Linked DNA regions of Homo sapiens: region 2 is linked to region 1. Evidence: read pairs that join two places in POLR2A ChIA-PET (ENCODE). Cell type or tissue: Panc1. All regions are shown on one strand. Links, peaks and the distances in the headings refer to the core of each region. The heading gives the core; the rest is flanking DNA.

Evidence for each region. Peaks named below come from ENCODE experiments on the same cell type or tissue, not always from the same donor. Only the 100,000 strongest peaks of a DNase experiment are listed, where the experiment ranks them.
Region 2: POLR2A ChIA-PET joins it to region 1 with 5 read pairs; 4 of 35 experiments call an interaction of 5 or more read pairs at or near these places.

What each region holds. Positions count from the first base shown.
Region 1 is chr1:204,093,351-204,104,778 of GRCh38, forward strand. All of the region lies in intron 1 of SOX13 (SRY-box transcription factor 13), which reads left to right. Among named protein-coding and RNA genes, the nearest start is that of SOX13, 26 kb to the left of the region's middle. RefSeq lists an enhancer at 37-181 and a cis regulatory region at 102-115. In Panc1, for the core only: no CTCF peak of the experiment used is centred there; no DNase peak of the experiment used is centred there; H3K27ac peaks cover 908 bases.
Region 2 is chr1:203,992,478-204,001,845 of GRCh38, forward strand. LOC105371689 (a long non-coding RNA gene) reads left to right here and starts at 4,309. Exons shown (of 3, transcript XR_922443.4): 1 at 4,309-4,365. RefSeq lists an enhancer at 4,060-4,623. In Panc1, for the core only: no CTCF peak of the experiment used is centred there; a DNase peak (open chromatin) is centred at 6,294.

The sequences.
Region 1 (11,428 bases), core at 3,696-7,695:
TACATATAGTTTTGAGGGGCTGCTTTGAGGCATGAAGCCACCGTATTCACAAAACCCAGCTGCGGGTGAATTGCAATTTATAATAATAAACAGCCTGTACCTGACCTTTGGACCCTGGGTGCTCAGGATGATGCCTGTGGGGCCTGACAGGAAGTGAAGGCGGTGGCATGGGTGTGGGGGGCCACCCCTCCCTCTGACCATGGTGGCGGGTGGCATCCAGGCCCAGAGAAGCCTTGTCACTGGCTGTCCCCTTGGCACCCAGCCCAGCAGGCGGAGAGGGTTAATTGGGATTTGGAGTGTCTGTGGAAAGTAGCCTCTTCTCAAATATCTTGTGCTATGGTTTGGAACTTTGGAATCAGGCATACCGAAAGTGGAATTCTGTCTTCAAGTAAGCCTCAGTTTCCTCATCTGTACAATGAGTTTTGTCCCTGAAGAAAATCCACCTGTGAAGTGCTTAGCTTGTGATCACTCAGTAAATAGGCACTGTCATTATCTTTCTGATGAGGGGCTTCCATATGTGACCTGCCCTGGGCTACAACTCGAACATGGAAATCAGAAGCTTAGCAACACTATTATTTCCACTGCATCAAAGGCCTGGGAGCCCTCCCCTGCCTATACTTTTGTCTCTCAGAGAAGAAGTAATAATTCACTCCATGTGCAAATGGAAAAACTGAGACCTGAAAGGTTGAGTGGTTTGTCCCAGGCCCCATAGTGAGTTAAAGGCATCAAAATCCCTTACACATGTATGGGGCTTTATAAACCATCAAGTGTGTAAAGGGTGTTGACATTTAGAAAATAACTGTGCCGAGTCTCCTAGGGATCTGGTACATGTATTTTGACTGCCAGTTTACGGATGGGAACGATGAGACTCAGAGAACTTAGATGAGCCCAAGATTGTACATTGAGTTTGTGGCAGAGTTGACGCTCAAACTCGAGCCCTCTGCTCTTTCCACCGCACACGCAGACCTCTCACCTGGGCCCTTCTAGACCCTCTCTGCAATTATTTTTTCCCCTCCATACAGGTAGATCTGTGAAGGTGGAGAGTCATGAGCCAGCAGGGACAGGGTTAAATTCTTCCTAAGCAACAGAGCTGGTTTTGAGCTGGGCACCTTCAGTGACCCCATTGTTGACCCCCTTCCCTCGGGTCAGGACTGCAGGCAGTGGGGGAAGGGAAGCACTGCAGGGAGCTCTAATGGCCCAATGCGGGCAGAGAGAGGGCCAGGAAGGGATGCTCATCTGTCTCCCTCTTTGGACAGAGATGAACAAAGATGCCGGTGGCTTTTTCAGTCTCCATAGAAAATCCCCAAGGCTCCCTTGGGGCGGGCTGCCATCAGCTCTTCCTGCACTCTTAATCACACCGTGGAGCACGGGCAGCTCCTGTAGACACAGCAAACCCTGTGATGTGTTGTTGGTTAAGTGGGAACTGGGATAATTTTTGCCAGTAAAGCACCAAATCAGAAAATGGAAGCATCAAATGAACCTTAGGGCTAGTGGGATTTTGGGGCTTGCCTGTCATTCATTCATTGAAAAGGAAAAGGATGGCTTGGGTGGCCCACAGAAGCCAGCATCTGTGACCTCAAATGGATGAGTCCCTGCAAACTGGGAAGGCTGCCCAGTTCCTCTTCCTCTTCCCAAGTGGCCCCCGTCCTGCCACTCCCTTCTATGAGCGCAGACCTTCTGGTTTAGAGCTTCAGTCTGGACCATTGTGCTGTGTCCTCTCCAGGCGGGGAGGGCATCAGGAGTAAACCTCCTTCCACGGCCCTGAGCCGTACAGTAAGTCTCCCAGGGTTGTACGGCAAGGCAGGGGCAGAGCTGTTCTGTAAACAGGCGTCAGTTCAGTTGCCTTGAAACCGCCAACTCTAAGATGGACATCCGAGGGGAAAGGATTTCCAGGAAAGTCGAGGAACTGATTTTAGGGGAAGACTAAATCTCTTTCTCTATCCCCATCTTCTTGTCGTCTGGGTCCCTTGAACTCCCTGCTGAGAAATCCTAAATACACCTTGTCTCTGGGTTGCGCATGGAAGCCTTTAATTGTTTCTAGAGGCAGTGAGGGAAGGCCTTCTAGTTGGTCGGGCAGGTCTGGCACTGTCTGGGTCTTGCTGCTTCTAGACACTTCAATTAGGGATGTTAATTATGGCCTTGTGAACACAGGCTCTCCCAAGGCAGCCGCTCTCCAGCCCTGCTGCCCCCATGTTGTCCCCTCACCAGTCAGTGAGGCTATGTTTATGGTCTCGCCTCTGTCCATCTGCAGATTAAAGATGCCCTGAAAGCATAACTTATTAGCAGTTTTTTGTTCTCTCCATCTTTTAAAAAATTGGATTAAAGTAGACATAATGTAAAATTTACAATTTGTAAATGTGTAGTTCAGAGGCATTAAGTCCATTCACATTGTTTTGCAACCATCACCACCATCTGTCCATGGAACTTTTTCATCTTCCCAAACTGAAACTCTGTTCCCATTAAGCAATAGCGTCCCCTTCCTCTCTCACTCCAGCCCTGTAACTCTATTCTACTTTCTGTCTCTATGAATTTAGCTGTTCTAAGTACCTCACATAAGTAGACACATACAATATTTGACCTTTTATGCCTGGCTTATTTCAGTTAACATAATGTCTTCAATATTTGTCTACATCGTAGATGTGTCAAGATTGCCTTCCAGCTTAGGGCTGATGATATTCCATTGCATGTATATATCATACTTTGTTGATTCATTCATCCATTGATGGACACTTGAGTTGTTTCCCATTTTGGTTGTTGTGAGTAATATTGCTATGAGTTTTGGGGGTATATCCCCAGAAGTGGAATTGCTGGATCATATGGTAATTCTATATCTAATTTCTTGAGGACCCGCCATCATATTTTTCTTTTCTTTTCTTTTTCTTTCTTTCGTTTTTTTTTTTTTTTTTTGCGACAGGGTCTCACTCTGTCTCCCAGGCTGGAGTACAGTGGCATGATCACAGCTCACTGCGGCATCAACCTCCTGGGCTCAAGCGATCCTCCCACCTCAGCCTCCCAAGTAGCTGAGACCACAGTGTATGCCACCATGCCCAGCTGATTTTTGTATTTATTTATTTATTTATTTTTGAGACAGAGTCTTGCTCTGTCGCCCAGGTTAGAGTACAGTGGTGGGTTGTCGGCTCACTGCAGCCTCCATCTCGTGGGCTCAAGCAATTCTCATGCATCAGTCTCCCAAGTAGCTGGGTTTACAGGCACCCGCCACCACACCTGGCTAATTTTTGTATTTTTAGTAGAGATGGGGTTTCACCATGTTGGCCAGGCTGGACTCGAACTCCTGACCTTGTGATCCACCCACCTCAGACTCCCAAAGTGCTGGGATTATATGCATGAGCCACCATGCCCAGCTAATTTTTGTATTTTCTGTAGAGATGAGGTTTTTCCATGTTGCCCAGGCTTCTATCTGTTTTTCACAGCAGCTATACCACTTTTCATTTTACATTCCCATCAGAAATTCTCTACATCCTTGCCAATTCTCCTCCTCCTCTTTCTTCTCTTTTTCTTCTTCTTTCTCCTTCTTTTTTTGATAATAGCCATCCTCTTGGGTATGAAGTGAAAATCCACTGTGCTTTTTATCTTTTAAGGGGGAAGTCAAGGCCTGAGAAACACTGATACGTGCCTCTGCATTGCAGAGCCCCTTGGGCCCAGGCTTTCTAGCCCCATCCTGGCTTCCATTCTCTGTCCTAAACCCCTTTGTCTCCAGTCCATCAAGAGAGGGCAGGGGCGAGGTCCACTGACTGTTAGGGGCCCTGCCTTCCCTCCTGTCACAGCAGCAGAGTGGCTGTGACCTGGCAGAGGTGTTGGGAGGGTGGATGTCCCTAGGGGTCAGGAGGAGGTTTCAGTAATGTGAAATTGGAAGAGTTGAATCATTTCAACCACGGGGCATGGGGATAAAGGAAATCATGATGCAGCCATAGAGTGGAAGATGTGCAGCCATTAAATATGGCTTTATGAATAATTTTTAATATCCAGTTTTTGGTAACATGAAAACTGCTGATGTGTACTATTAAGTGGGAGAAAATAAATATAAAAACTTGCTTATGAGGCCGGGCTCAGTGGCTTATTCCTGTAATCCCAGCACTTTGGGAGGCCGAGGTGGGTGGATCACCTGAGGTCGGGAGTTTGAGACCAGCCTGACCAACATGGAGAAACCCTGTCTCTACTAAAAATACAAAATTAGCTGGGCGTGGTGGCGCATGCCTGTAATCCCAGCTACTCGGGAGGCTGAGGCAGGAGAATCACTTGAACCCGGGAGGTAGAGGTTGCAGTGAGCCGAGATTGCGCCATTGCATTCCAGCCTGAATGCAACAAAAGCGAAACTCCGTCTCAAAAAAAAAAAAAAAGAAAAGAAAAGAAAAAAAAACTTGCTTATGAATGAAAAACAAAACCACCTTCAGAAAAAAAGATTTGATAGAAATAGGCCAAATTGTTGTCAATGGCCACCTCCTGGATGGATGTGAAATGGGTGATTTTTAAAATTGTTTTCTTATTTTTAAATTTTAATTTAAATTTATTTTTTGAGATAGGGTGTTGCTCTGTTGCCCAGGCTGGAGTGCAGTGGTGTGATCATGGCTCACTGCAGCCTCAACCTCAAGTGATCCTCTCATCTCAGCCTCCTTAGTAGCTGGGACTACAGGTGTGTGCCACCACACCTGGCTAATTTTTTCATATTTTTTGTGGAGATGGGATTTCACCATGTTGCCTAGGCTGATCTCAAACTCCTGAACTCAAGCAATCCACCCACCTCGACCTTCCAAAGTGCTGGGATTACAGATGTGAGTCACCATCGCCCAACCTGTTTTCTTTATGTTATTTAAAATTTTGCAGATTGGCTGAACACGGTGGCTCATGCCTGTAATCCCAGCACCTTGGGAGGCCAAGGCGGGCAGATCACCTGAGGTCAGGAGTTCGAAACTAGCCTGACCAACATGGAGAAACCCCATCTCTACTAAAAATACAAAATTAGCCGGGCGTGGAGGCGCATGCCTGTAATCCCAGCTACTCGGGAGGCTGAGGCAGGAGAATTGCTTGAACCGGGGAGGCAGAGAAGTTGTAGTGAGCTGAGATGGTGCCACTGCACTCCAGCCTGGGTGACAGAGCGAGACTCAAAAAAAAAAAAAATTTTGTTGTTGTTGTTGTTGTTGTTGCTGATTTTCTACAGTAAGCACACACTCCTTTTATATTTAGGAAAAAACTGATAAAATAAGAGTGACTACGACTATTCATTAGGCATATGTGTTGCCAGGGTCTACTGAACACTCAGCTCTGCTTGATGCTATTGAAAGTTCAGGAATGAATGCGAAGCTAACAGGGAGGTGTGGGGTTAGGTGGTGGGGAGGACTGGCCAGAACACAGAGGGGTGATGAATGTAAGGGGAGTCAGGGTCTGGGCAGCCTGGAGCCCTCCAGAATGCTGCCTTTGTTCATGAGAAGCCTCATTCATGGGGAAGATACCGTGGGTAGGACTCTGGCCTTGAGTCACCTTGTCTCTGCAAGTGGCGCAGGCAGGCTCCATTGAGCTCTTCACCCATGTTCACCTGGTCCCTTGGCATAGCTGGCAGGAGTGAGCGAAGCTTGTAGCCTGTGAAACCAGGGGTTTTCCTGCCCCAGGTTGACTATTACTTCCCTTGCATCATCCGTACCAGGGCCAAGGGCCTGGTTCCCTTGACTTCCATTGTGGGAGCAGCACTGGCCCAGCAGAGGTGGGACAGTGGGGTTTCCAGGAGATAAACTTCCATGGCTCTTGGGACCTCTGACTAGTAGAAGAGAAGCCAGTATAATCCAACACTTAAAAGAAGAGACTCATTAGCCAGTCTCTGGGTTCAGTTTCTTGGTCACTACTCACTGGCTATGACCTTGGGCAATGGCTTAGCCTCCTTAGGCCTCTGTGTCCTCATAGTAGCTATTTCACAGGACTAATGAAGGAATTAAAAGGCTAAATCCTTATAGATTATGCTTAGCATGTAAGTAGTTGATTCCTATGGTCTGACTGAGAGGTGGATTCTGATGCTAGACTGCCTGGGCTCAAATCATGTTGGTGTCTCAGTGTCTTTTTCTGGCTTTTTTTTTTTTTTTTTTTTTTTGAGACAGGGTCTCTGTAGCTCAGGCTGAAGTGCAGTGGCATGATCATGGCTCACTGCAGCCCCAACCTCCTGTGCTCAAGCCATCCTCCCGAGTAGCTTGGGCTACAGGCATGCCTCACCACACCTGGCAAATTTTTGTATTTTTTGTTGAGATGGAGTTTCATCATGTTGCCCAGGCTGGTCTTGAACTCCTGGGCTCAAGCAGTCCTCCCACTTCGGCCTCCCAAAGTGCTGGGATTACAAGTGTGTGCCACTGCGCCCAGTCGGCATCTCAGGTTTTTCATCTGTAAAGTGGAGATGATAATATGATCTACTTCAGATGATTATTATGAAGATTAAATGAATTAATATAAGTAAAAGTGATTCGAACAGTGCTTGGCACATAGTAAATGCTCAATAAACGTTAGCCATAGGCTGGGCATGGTGGCTTATGCCTATAACCTCAGCATTTTGGGAGGCCAAGGCAGGAGGATAGCTTGAGGCCAGGAGTTCAAGACCAGTCTGGGCAACATAGCAAGACCCTGTCACTATAAAAAATGAATTAGCTGGGCATGGTGGCATGCACCTGTAGTTCCAGCTACTTGTGAGGCTGAGGTGGGAGGATTGCTTGAGGCTGGGAGGTTGAGAGGCTGTAGTGAGCTGTGATTGTGCCACTGTACTCCAGCCTGGGTGACAGAGTGAGACCCCATCTCTAAAAAGTAAAGTTAGCCATAATTGGGGTCTTTCACCACATACTAGTGTGACTCAGCCAGTTGTTTGTGGCTGGCAACTGCCAATTCATCTGATTGTCCCAAGAGCCTCAGTGGATTGGTCAGTGCCCATGACTCCCTTGCTAAATAGTCTTGAATGTCACCATTATTCATTACTATTATTAGTATTGTGGGTTCCACGTGTCAGGATCCCTTCCTGGGTTGTATTTCATCTTACCCCTTTGCCAAGTCTTGGTTGATGTGGTCCTGCCTCAGTTTCCAAAGGGTGCTGGTGATGGAAAGCGGGGTGCTGGGCAGATTGGGGTGAAAGCTGGCTGCTTTGGGGATTGTTTGATGAGCATTATAGTAGATTAAGCTGCTTCTCCCCTTCCTTCCCTGCCCTTATTGAAAAGGCGCCAAAGCCAGGAAAAACAAACAGCCACCCATAAATAAAGAGGACCATGAAATAACAAAATCGAAAAAGAAAACTTGCTTTAGTGGCGGGCTTGGCTGACGATAGGGTAGATAATGGGAGAGGAAACGCAGCCTTTGGAGAGAAAAAGAACGGAACGCGTTGTTCACTGGAAGAATGAATGCTGCCTGAGGAAGAGCTGCTAAACTGGGGTGTCCGATGAGCGAGCCTGTGTTAGGGGAGCTGGTGGTGATTAGGCTTACATGAGGCATGAGTGTCATTCCACCAAGAACCCCTGGGATGGGGGACACCTTAGGCTTAAGCGGGCTGTGCCAACGGGAGGCCGGTGTGCCAGTCTGGCCTAGAGCCTTGGCTGCCATGATCATAGAGCTGCTGCTCACCTCCTCAAGGGCTGGCCAAGCTGGGAGCTGGATGCTTGAATCTCTTAGGGAGCCCCTAGACCTTCTGTCAAGGTATATATTTTTTCTGGAGTGTTAGGGAGACAATCCCAGGGAGGAGAGGAGGAGGCCAAAGTTGTTTGCTGACTGTTTGCATTCAAGGCTGTGCTCCTGTCAACACTGCCTGGTGGCTTTCTGGGTGAATGAAATTTACTGACTTCTCTTCCTTTCTTGTACCACTTACCCATCTGGATCGTGGACCCATTTCTCCTGCCTCTGCAATGAGTTGGGTGCCTGAGGTGGGAAGGGGAGAGAAACCTTTCCTGAGCCCTTGGGATCCCAGGATGCTGTGTGGAAGTGCCCACTTTGGGAGTGGGCTGTGGGCTCACAGATGGGTAGAGGCTGATATTTGAAATGCATTTAAGAAGGGCCTTAGATGGCTGGGCGCGGTGGCTAACACCTATAATCCTAGCATTTTGGGAGGCTGAGACAGGAGGATCACGTGAGCCCAGCTGTTCAAACCAGCCTGGGCAACATAGCGAGATTCCCTCTTTATTTAAAAAAAAAAAAAAGTGGCAGGAGGCCTTGGAAACATACTGGTTTGGGGCTGAGTGGTCTGGCTGGTAGAGGTTTCCTGGAAACACAGTCCTTCATTCAGCCACCACAATACTAAGTGCCAATCTGCTTTGTGCCAGGCATTGGGCTAAGTATTTTCTATATAATAACTTATCAGTTCTCTAGCAAGCATAAGAGGTAGGTATTGTTAGCCCCCATTTCAGACAATGAATCTGAGGTGTAAAGAGGTTAAGTCTCAAGTATTCACTGGGCTACCTAGAGCCCAGCTGCTTCCCAATTTTCCACCCTTCACCTCCTAATCTAGATGACAATGGTAAAATGCCCATTACAGTTGTTCATCACGGCTGTGTGCCAGGCACTGGGCTTTGCCTGTGTTATCTCGTTTACTCTTTGAAACCCCACTAGTGAGTATATATTACTATTTGCCCCAGTTACAGATAAAGGCAGGAGGGTCATTTGAGCCCAGGAGTTCAGGACCAGCCTGGGCAACATGGTGAGGCTGAGAGAGTTAAACTAGTTGGCTAGTTAAGACGGATGCTGGGTTTGAACCAATGCTGCGTGTCTCCCAGAGCCTCATTTCACCATGTACTATGAGGGCTTAGTCTACATGGCTTAGACTTGTCACAAAGCAAAAGCCGATAATGCCCAGCCCACCCCAGTACTGGGAGAAGGAGTGTTTGGCAAAGGTGAGATTTCATCAGCCTGGCGGGTAAACATGGCTGTTTGCAGACTAGTTGCGCTTGTCCTTTCCGCTGTCTGTAGTCATCCCTATGGTCCCCACCTTCCTCTCCCTCTGGGGTTGGCAGGAGAACGCAAGGGTTAATGATATAGCACTTCACCCTTGTGGGCTCCAGAGGAAATGAGGGAGCTCATGAGTTCTGCAGAGCTTTTGTGTCATCAGCCGGGGAAGGGAAGGCACCGTGGCTTGGCCAGATAAGCGGTGGCGCTGCGAATGTGGGGCTTCCTTGGCAGATTTGTAGCCTTTCCGCCTGTTTGCACTGTGGGGCACCTGCTGGGGCTTCCAGGGTGGTTGGGGACATCAACAGGGCATTCAGAAAACTGATAACCTAGGCTAGGGAGGGAGACCTACATGGAGCAGATGGAGGAGGAAGAGGGTGGCGGGCCCTGGTGTTCTGCAGGTGCATGTCTTCTGCTTGTTTGACCATGTGGGGGAAGGGGGTGGCGGTGGGTCAGGGAGCAAACATTTTTTTGATTTTCACAAACACCATCATATTCAGTCTTCTCTATCTCTATGGGGTAGGTGTTATTTGTTCCCATTTTAGAGATAGAGAAACTGAAACTTCCCCATGGCCACACATCTAGTGGTATATAATAGAGCCAGTCTTCAGACACAGGTCCATGTGACAAAGTCCTTTTTCCATTAGCCACACCAGGATGCCTCCCAGCAATGCTGGGTCATCACACCCACCCACCTGCCTCCGGAAGAGCTGGGCTGGCTGGGGAGGAGAATAGGGTGTGAGTCCTTCTCCCCCTTGCCCTGGGGGCAGGGAGGGAGAGGGACTCCTTCCTGCTTTAGGGCTCTTTCTCCTTACCTCCTTCCCTGAACATATATTCTGTACCAGATTCTGTAATTATACCTTATCTCTTACTCACAAAATAGTTCTTGGAATCTCTATTTTACACATGAAGAAATGGGGGTTTTGAGAGGTGAAGTCTTTCCCCCAACTTGCCAGAGCTGCCTGGGTTTCTTTTGACTAAGTTTTCCTTGGCTATGACTCAAGTCAGAAACAACTGCAATCCTGTAAGAGGTGAAGACAGTGGCCATTCTATCTCTGCTGGACCAGAGCCTGTTATTTTGCACCGAGGAGAGTGGCCAGGGCATCAGCTGATAAATGAAAGGATGTGGATTTAGACATCAGCGAGGCCTGAGTTCAAATGCTACTTCTGCTGGGCCCTCAGTAGGACGTTCTAGCCCCCGAGCCTTAGTCTTTGTAGTGTTCTTGTGAGGATTAAGCAGGAATGTGAATGAAGAGCCTTTCACTTAGTGCTTGCAGCCAAGTAAGTGCTGTAGCATTGCATGCTTGCTTTTTGCCTCCCATTCCTTTGGTCAGTATTCAGGGCTATCCCCCAAGGGGCCTTTGACATGGCCAGTCAGCCTCAGCTGCACAATTTCTGCATCTCCCAGCCCTAGGCTGGGCACTGTCCCTGCAGGAAGCCAGATGTGCTCACCTGTCCAGGACACAGGCTTGGCCTTGCCATTGGGAAACAAGGATGAGGCCTACCCCTGCCTTCTAGCACTGTTGGGGTGCAGGAGAACCTGGAGACAGGCTTGGGTTCTAGAGGCAGGAAGGCCTCCAGAGAAGGGCCTCCTAGAGACACTGTTGACCTCTTCTCGGTTTGGGACCTTCTGGAGGCACACATCACACTGGGAGCCTCAATGGCGCTTTCAAGCAGTCCCATCTGTCTCTTTCTCGACCCACTCACTGGGTTGGGAGAAGACTCAGGTGCCTCTGAGGCCTGAGGACCAGGTGGGAACATCACAGCTACAGTCTCTCCCTGGCCACTGTTTTCCTTTGTGCCCTTGGGCCAGGGTCAGCTGAGTCCCGGCAGCCACAGAAGCTCAGGCTGGACTGTGATTCTGTACCTGAGGTGCTGTGGGGAAGTGCCTCTTCTCCCATGCTTGGGAGTTGACCCAGCCTCTGTCTGATGTTGGCCACTCTACCAGGTGAATGCCACCCTGACCAGCCTGGAAACAGCCGAGGGAGTGTTGGCTGTGGCCCCCCTGAGCTGGGCTAGACCAGACCGGCCGTGCCCTGGATCTGATACCCCCCAGGGCTCACAGAGGCTGGAAAGGGTGAGAGGGACTCGCAGGAAAGCTTTGTCCCAAGCCTGCAGCCAGTCCAGCTCCCAGCTCTGAGTAAACATTAGAGATAGGATCGGGTGTAGCCAGGAAGGGTGGCAGGGTGTGGTCTGTGAGAAGAATGGCAGGATGTGGCACCGGGGCACTGTTCTGGGCACCCACGCCTTGGCCTATTGTTTAGGGCAGCCTGAGGTTCTCAGCTCTCTGGGGGCTTTCAGAGGAAGTGGCATTCCCCTGGGACTCAAGCCCTGCCCCACCCCTGCTGCATGGATCTCTTTCCCTGGTGATGCCCCTTGGCACCACCCACTCAGAGCAAGCTTGGGAGTGGGAGCCAGCAGTGGAGGGGGATTAGTGTGTGCCCAGCGGGGAAGTGTAGCCATTGGCCCTCTCAGAGGGTCTGCCTGTCTGTTCAGGCTTCCTGTACCCCAGGGTCTG
Region 2 (9,368 bases), core at 3,923-7,922, 100 kb before region 1:
TAAGCTGCCACTTGATTCCAATGTCCATATACACATCTATAGCAATATTTTGCCTGTTGCTTGGGCTCTACGCTACTCAGAATGATTCCTCCTGCTTCACTGCACAGAACAGATGTACTGTCTCTATGTCTATAGCTCCTGCCTCCAAACTCAGCTTGTGACTTCACTTTCAAAACCCACAGGATTACTCACGTGCTCTAGCAAACAATGGAATATCTCTTATGATTCCTTTTCTTTTTCCAACTAGTTCAGCAAACAAAGAGATGATATAGAAATGTATTTCTTTATTGATAGAACTCATGTACTTCATTAGTGAGGCATTGTACTTGACTTCTAATAACAAAGGCCTAAATTAAAGGACTTAATCTAATAAAAGCTTTTCTCGCCCTGTATAAAAAACTTCAGAGGTATGCAATTTGAAGCTTGTATTGTGGGCTCCTCAGTCATCTGGGCTCAAGCACTTTCTGTTTTTCTGTTTGGCCTTCCTTAACACAAAAGTTTCAAACTCAGTGGCCCTTTGTGGTCACAAGATGGCTGCTGGAGATCCAGTGATCATGACCAGGTTCTATTTATTTATGTATTTATTTTTATTTTTATTTTTTTGGGATGAAGTCTCGCTCTGTCACCCAGGCTGGAGTGCAGTGGTGCGATCTCGGCTCACTGCAACCTCTGCCTCCCAGGTTCAAGCAATTCTTCTGCCTCAGCCTCCTGAGTAGCTGGGATTACAGGTGCATGCCACCAAGCCTGGCTAAGTTTTGTATTTTTAGTAGAGACTGGGTTTCACCATGTTGATCAGGCTGGTCTCGAACTCCTGACCTTGTGATCCACCTGCCTTGGGCTCCCAAAGTGCTGAGATTACAGGCATGAGCCAATGTGCCCTGCTGGTTCTTTTTATTTTTTAAGAGATGAGGTCTTGCTACGTGCCCAGGCTGGACTCAAACTCCTGGGCTCAAGCAGTGATCCTCTTACACGTGCCGCCATGCCTGGCTGATCATAACTACATTCCAGACAGGACAAAGAGGAAAGTGAGAAGGGTGAAAAGATATGCCTACCACCAGAGTTAGCCCCTTTTAAAGTTTCCAGATGCTCTACCTCTTCCACATATATTTCTTCGGCCATCTCTAGCTGTAAGGGAGATACTTTGTTATCTCACATAAATGGAATATATTTCTTTATGCCATTGCTTTTGATTAGTCTGCAGCCTATATTAGCTTACGTCCTTGTTCTCAGCCATATTCTAGTTAGATGAGATATGACTCAATTTTTTTTTTTTTGAGTTGGAGTCTTATTCTGTTCCCTAGGCTAGAGTGCAGTGGCATGATCATGGCTCACTGCAAGGCTGGGCGTGGTGGCTCACGCCTGTAATCTCAGCACTTTGGGAGGCCGAGGCGGGCGGATCACAAGGTCAGGAGTTCGAGAACAGCCTGGCTAACATAGTGAAATCCCATGTCTACTAAAAATACAAAAAAATTAGCCAGGCGTGGTGGCGGGCACCTTTAATCCTAGCTACTCAAGAGGCTGAGGCAGGAGAATCGCTTGAACCTGGGAGGCGGAGGTTGCAGTGAGCCGAGATTGTGCCACTGCACTCCAGCCAGGGTGACAGTGCGAGACTCTGTCTCAAAAAAAAAAAAAATTAATAATGGCTCACTGCAACTTGGAACCCCTGGGCTCAAGCAGTCCTTCCACCTCAGCTTCCTGTGTAGCTGGGATTACAGGTGCATGCCACCATGCCTGGCTAATTTTTAAGTGTTTTGTAGAGGTAAGGTCTTGCTATGTTGCCCTGGCTGGTCTTGAACTTCTGGCCTCAAGTGATCCTCCCACCTTTGGCCTCCCAAGTGCTGTACCAATTTTAAAAAGAAATGTAAATGTTTTTATTTTCATGGCCCTTGGCTGTTTTCAAAGATCATATCAATAACTGTAAAATGGATAAAACACTCACCATCAAAATCATTGAAGGTAGCTAACTTGAAATGCCATCCAGGAACCACTGTAGAATTGGCAACATTGACTCACACTCTTCTCAGTTAGTTCAATTCCACCTTTACTGGGTGCCTATAGCGCTGGCCAGGCACCAGTTACCTGTGGTGAATACAGGAACAATCAAGATTGCCCTGTCCTTGAAGAGTTCCATTTTAGTGCCTTACAAGTAACTGAAGGCAGCGGGAAGCCACCAGTGGTTTTACACAGAGCCAAAAAGTGATCACCTCTATATCTTTGAAAGACAGCTCAGACTACATACGGTGAGTGGGAAGAGTACAGAGGATTGAGGCAGGGGATTTTGTTCTAGAGGCCAAATATTGTTCTGCATTGCTGTGTCATTGCTGTCTGTTAATTGCACCCCACGTTCCGCACCACTTGCCTCATCTATCCCAGAATCTTATCCCTCACCTTTAGATTTTTCTCACCTCAAACCTTCAGTTCCATACCCACCCTACCAGAAGTTCAGGGATAGTCAAAGTGGCTTTCTGAGATCAAGAGTCCACAATGTCTTCATGAATCCATTCTTTGCACATTTACGAAGCTCTGCATATGCTCTGGGCTCTGCGCTATGGGCTAGAGTTGCAAAGGTGGATCAGACTCAATTCTTGCTTCCAAGGCAGGGACAAAGTTTTTTGCTTCTCTTTCTACTTGAAGAGTATTAAGAATCTAAACTGATCTTGGCTAGAGAAGGCAGATAGAGGAGACGGGTGGAGCAAGAATCAGAACAAAAAATGGGTAGCCTGGGATTGATAGCCATGAAATCAGGAGGGCAGATTTGTCCTCAGGGCCCAGTAGTACTTTTCTCTGAAGCCAGAGACGGCCTCCTTCCCTTCCTTTTTCCCTTCTTGCTCCTCTGGTCTCCTCACAGCCAAGCCTGGCTTCCATTCAAACTTTCCGGAAATCCCCTACCCAATTTCCAGCTTTTCAAACAATGACTCTCTGGAGAATATTCCCATTGTCCTTGGAATTAGAACAATGAGAGAGTAGAGCCTCCTCTCTGGCTTCAGACTACATCCCTGCTCCCAGCCAGCCTCCCACCAAAGTAAAAGCTTCCTCGACTCTCCAATCGCTGTTCCCATCTGTAGTGAGGCAGAAAGACAGGGGAAGTATAAGAAAAAGCATTTTCTACAAGTCAACCCAGCCCCTTAAGCACTACCTGGTGCCTTTCTTCTCCCAGCTAGAACTGAGAAGAATCTCTCTACAGGACTGGGATTGGACACCTGCCTATGCTCTGGGTTGGCAAGCAAGCTCCGGGTTTGACTGCTGTGTTTTCTAAATCTCTCTCTCTCTCTTTCTTTTCTTTTTTTTTCTGAGACATAGTCTTGCTCTGTCGCCCAGGCTGGAGTGCAGTGGCGCCATCTCAGCTCACTGCTGCAACCTCCGTCTCCCGGGTTCAAGCGATTCTCCCACCTCAGCCTCCTAAGTAGCTGAGATTACAAGCACCCACCACCATGCTGGGCTAATTTTTGTATTTTTAGTAGAGATGGGGTTTCATCATGTTGGCCAGGCTGGTCTCGAACTCTGGACCTCAAGTGATCCGCCTGTCTTGGTCTCCCAAAGTGCTGGGATTACAGGCGTGAGCCACCGTGCCAGCCTCTAAATCTCTTTTGATGCCTCAGTTTCCCCCCATCATTGAGGTGAGAGGACCCAGAGGCCATTCTGAAGGGATTGGCAGTCTAATTTTCCTCACTGCCTACTCCTCTTCCACTCCCTACTCTGACCCTAGGAGACTCCTGTCCCCTTTCTACCCAGTTCAGCCAAAAGCGCTGCTGGATGGGGAGGGTGCAGGCGGGGCTTTTCTTGCACCATCCTGGCGCCTGACTGGGTCAAGTTACTGGAGGCAGTCTGGATTTGAATGTGCAAATAAACAGAGGTTGCTTTGATCCTTGAGGCTGACAGGGAGGGGGAAGAAAACGGAGTGCCCTGGTCAGAGAAGTGCATGCTGGGCACTTGAAAGAGGGTTTGGGGGATGTGGAGCATGAGCTTGTCCTTATTCCTTTGACTGGACCAAAAACCTAATTTGTTAAAAAAAAAAAAAAATAGAGAGATCTTGAAAGAGTCAGGGACCCACATCAGACATTTCAGACCTCCTCTGGGAACCAAATATTCCAATGGCCTTTCTGCCTTGTCACCAGGAGGGGAGTGGGTTGCTTGAAGCCCACCCTCCCTCAAGGCTCTCTTGCCTTTGGGACATCTTGGGTGCCACTTGGGAGAAGGAGAAGCAGGATGGAACTATGAGGTGTGTGTGGTTCGGGGTGGGGCTGTAGGTTGGGAGGGGGTAGGGCCTATTGTCTCCCTGGGCACCAATCCACAGCCACAGGCAGGCTTAGAGACGGAGAGACAAAGGAGGGAATGGGAGAGCACAAAGGGAGCGGGAATGAAATGGTAAGTAAAGGCAAACAAAAGTGAGCCGGGGGAGACAAAAGCTGGGAACAATATTCCCCAGGCAATAGGCTCGGGAACAATAGGGACACTGACAGCCCCACAAAGACACCAGTGTCTCCAAGTAGACGTTATCTCAGGCAGTGGTTGGCAGCCCCACTCTGGCTGCAGCTATTTTCAGTGCCGCTTTTGTGCCATGCTGAACAATATTCCTTGCATGGCTGCTGATAGAAAGATGAGAAGGTTTCTGTTTGATTCTTCTCTTCCTTCCCTCCCCCCTCCCCTTTTTCCAGCCCCCACCAGCTCCAGGCAGTCTGAGCTCAAGTCTCTGGCCTGGTTAGGGGTGTGTGTGTGTGTGTGTGTGTGTGTGTGTGTGTGTGTGTGTGTGTGTTGGGAAGAGACCAAGTGGGGAGGGTCTCTATCTGGGCTTCCAGTTGCCCTCAATCTTATCAGGGCCTCCATGGAGGGAAGCTAGTAGAGTGGAGATTAGGGCTGGGCCAGTGGGGCTGAGAACTGAGGTGTGCGAGGAGGATCATCAGGGCAGTGGATTCTGCCCTTGCCCCAAATCACAAGACCAGCCTGAGTGAGTGACTATAAAAAGCCCTGCTTAGCAAAGGTTTTGCCTGTTGCTTGGCTATTCACATACATAATAGCCAAGGCCATAAGGGGTCCACCCTGTCATTCCACCCCTTCCTCCTTTGTGCCCACAAGTGTTCCCCACTCTACCCCCATAGCCACTGCTTTCTCCCATTCTTGTTTGTAGTTTTACCAGCCCCTTGACTAGCTCCCAACTTCCCTCCCCACCTCCGCCACTGCCAGATGAACCTAAGAGATCGGGGAAACTAGTCCTAGCTTGGGAAAAGACTGGTATGCACTGGCCCTTCCTTAGGCCTGATGGCCACTCCCACAGGGGTGTCCATGATCTTCATCCACAGTGCTGCTATTCCCCACCAAGTATCTCCCCTGTGTTCCTCCCTAGAGGAACTCTGACCCTAGAACATTGAGTCAGAGGTGTCCTTTCCCAGGGCCCCCTTGTGCATACGGCTGGTGTACTCTTAGTTTTCTCAGTATCTTAGCCCACTATGGCTGCCCCCGTGGGCTTAGATAAACTTTACAGTTTTTCGTCTAGCTGGTCTTCTTCTCCATATTACTATTCTATTCAGGTTATTTTGCTAGGTGGCTAAACTACTAAATTTCAGTTCTCTGACTTCCTCAAAAAAAAAGAGACCAAATTTCTTGGGAAGGCATTTATATAAAAATTTTGGCCAGGTGCTGTGGCTCACACCTGTAATCCCAGCACTTTGGGAGGCTGAGGCAGGCGGATCACGAGGTCAAGAGATCAAGACCATCCTGGCCAACATGGTGAAACCTCATCTCTACTAAAAATAACAAAAATTAGGCCGGGCATGGTGGTTCATGCCTGTAATCCCAGCACTTTGGGTGGCTGAGGCGGCCAGATCACGAGGTCAAGAGATCCAAACCATCCTGGCCAACATGATGAAACCCCTTCTCTACTAAAAACACAAAAATTAGCTGGGCGTGGTGGCATGCACCTGTAGTCCCAACTACTGGGGAGGCTGAGGCAGGAGAATCGCTTGAACCTGGGAGGCGGAAGTTGCAGTAAGCCGAGATCATGCCATTGCACTCCAGCCTGGATGACAGAGCCAGACTCCGTCTCAAAATAAATAAATAAATAAATAAAAATACAAAAATTAGCTGGGCATGGTGGCATGCACCTGTAGTCCCAGCTACTCAGGAGGCTGAGGAAGGAGAATCACTTTAACCTGGGAGGCAGAAGTTGCAGTGAGCCAAGATCACACCACTGCACTCCAGCCTGGCGACAGAGTGAGACTCCGTCTCAAAAAAAAAAATTTTCAAGCACAATGCTGTCCTGAGTCTAGACACTCAGGTTGACCCAGAAGGTTGAGTCATTGTGTAATCTGTGGGACTTGTGGCTATTTGTCCAGTGTTTTTTTTGTTTGTTTGTTTTTTTGTTTTTTTTTTTTCGAGATGGAGTCTCATTCTTGTTGCCCAGGCTGGAGTGCAATGGCATGATCTCAACTCGCTGCAACCTCTGCCTCCCAATTTCAAGTGATTATCCCACCTCAGCCTCCCGAGTAGCTGGGATTACAGGCACCTGCCACCATGCCCAGCTAATTTTTGTATTTTTAGTAGAGACGGGGTTTCACCATGTTGGCCAGGCTGGATATTTGTCCAGCTTTCTAAATATAAGTTCGCTTTTTGAAGGCAGAAAACACTTTCATACCTCTATTGGCTACTTCATGGCATCATGGTACACAATGAGTTCTTAATGAACACTTGCTGAATTGGACTGAATTTAGAGAATCAGAAGGGACCTTAAAGCTCATCTAATACCTTACTACTCAAAATGTTGTCTCTGGCTCAGCAGCATCAGCATCACCTGAGAACTTGATAGAAATGCAGAATCTCAGACTTCCTGAATCAGCATCTGCATTTTAACAAGCTCCCCAGGTAATCCATATGCTCCTGAAGACACAGACAACTGGTCTAGTACAGCTACTGCCTCCCTGCCTTCCCCAAACTACTACCTGTTTTATAACATTATCACCATCCATCACCTAGAATCTTAGAAACCATGAGCCAGACTAGGCCATCCAGCTGGCAACTACAGAAAGACCTCGGTGGACATGAGCTTACTATCTGTGGTAACAGTCAGTTCCATGGTTGGAATAAAATCATATGGAACAGAATTAAATTTGCATGAAACAGCCTTGGGAATGGGACTTTGCACTTAGTATATACTCAATCAAAGACTGTTGAGGAAAAGGTCTAAATAATCTATTATTACCTCTCTTGAATGATTACTATGATAGTTCATTTTATGTGTCAACTTGACTGGGACATGAGGTGCCCAGACATTTGGTCAAACATTATTCTGGGCATGCCTGTGGAAGCATTTCTGGATGAGATAAACATATGAATCAGAAGACTGAGTGAAGCAGATTCTCTTCCCTAATATGGGTAGGCCTTATTCAGTCAAAAGCCTGAATAGAACAAAAATGCTCAGTAAAAGGGAATTTTGTCTGTCTGACTGCTTGAGCTAGGATATTGGTCTTCTGCCTTTGGACTCTAATGGAAACATAAGCTCTTTGTGGGTCTCAATCTTGACTTTTGGACTTGAATTTACACCACTTGCTGTCTGGTTCTCAGGCCTTCAGACTTGGACTAGAACTACACCATTGCTGTCTTAGGTCTCTAGATTGCTGACTGCAGATTTTGCAAATTCTTAGCCTCGATAATCACATGAACCAATTCCCCTAATACCTCTTTCTTGCCCTGTTTCTCTCTCACATCACAGACACACACACACACACACACACACACACACACACTGTTTGTACTGTTTCCCTGGAGAACTCTGGCTGATACATTTTTTTGGTAGTGAGACATGAGGTAGTGCTGTAACAAATATCTAAACATGTAGAAGTGGCTTTGGAACTGGGTAATGGGTAGAAGCTGCAAGATTTTTGAAGTGCACACTAGAAACATAGATGTTAAGGGTAATTCTGGTGAAATGTCAGACAGAAATGAGGATCATGTTACTGGAAACTGGAGCAAAGGAAACCTGTTATAAAATGGTGAAGAAGACTGGGTGTGGTGGCTCACGCCTGTAATCCCAGCACTTTGGGAGGCTGAGGTGGGCAGATCACTTGAGGCCAGGAATTTGGGACCAAACTGGCCAACATGGTGAAACCTTGTCCATCTCTACTAAAAATACAAAAATTAGTGGAGTGAGGTAGCACACACCTGTAGTCCCAGCTACTTGGAAGGCTGAGGCATGAGAATTGCTTGAACCCAGAAGGCAGAGGTTGCAGTGAGCCAAGATGATACCACTGCACTCCAGCATGAGTGACAGAGAAAGACTCTGTATCAAAAACAAATAAATAAATAGAGTGGTGAAGAACTTGGTTAAAGAGGGTTTTGTGAAAAGTAGAACTTGTGAGCAATATAACTGGATATTTAGCCAAGGAGATTTCTAAGCAGAGTATTGAAGGAGCAACTTTGTTCCTCCTGACTGCTTACAGCAAAATGGGAAAGGAGAGAAATTAGTTGAAGAAGGAATTGTTAAGCATAAAGGAACCAGAAATAGAGGATTTGGGAAAGTCTATCCATACTGAAAAAAAAAAAAACAAGAAAGAAAAAAGAAAAAGCTTATTCTGAAAAGAAAACTGAAACTAAAACTATTTGATAAAGAGGTCATGAGTAAGACTCATAAACTTCATCAACCATCTTAGCAAAAGCCAGGAATAGAGATGGAATTATACCAGCAAAGACACTGACAGTTTGAACCAAATAAAGTGGAAAGAGAAAACAAGATGAAATGAAAGAAGGCTATTGGACTTCTTAGATCCTTATTCTGCAAGTAAAGTGAAGAATGACCTCAAAGGTGATTCAGATACCATCAGGGCTGCCTCCTTGGTTTCAAAGTGGGGGGGTGATTGCCTCAGTTTCAAGTGGCCAGACAGCCACTGACTGAAGCCTTGTGGGTGGGGCCACACTGTGGAGCCCTGAGGGTGTAAATCCCTGTGGGTGCAGAGCTGTGGAGGCGAGACTGCTTCCCTAGTAGGTCCTAAATGTGGGACAGACTCCCCAGTGGGTCTGAAAGGCGGAGCATTGAGCCAAAGAGCATTATTCTTCAGGCTTAAAATTTAGTAGAATTTGACTTGCTAGATTTTGGACTTGCTTGGGATCATCATCCCTTTCTTCCCTCCAGTTTCTCCCTTTTGGAATGGGAATGTCTATCCTATGGCTGTCCACCATTGTATTTGGAAGTATGTAACTTGTCTGGTTTCACAGGCTCACAGCTGGAGAAGAATTTTGCCTGAGGATGAATGTACTGCAAGTCTCACCCATATCTGATTTAGATGATATTTAGATGAGACTATGGACTTTAGAATTGATGCTGGAATGTGTTAAGAGTTTAGGGAAGATGTAAATATAACAAAAGTTTAAAAAAGAAGATG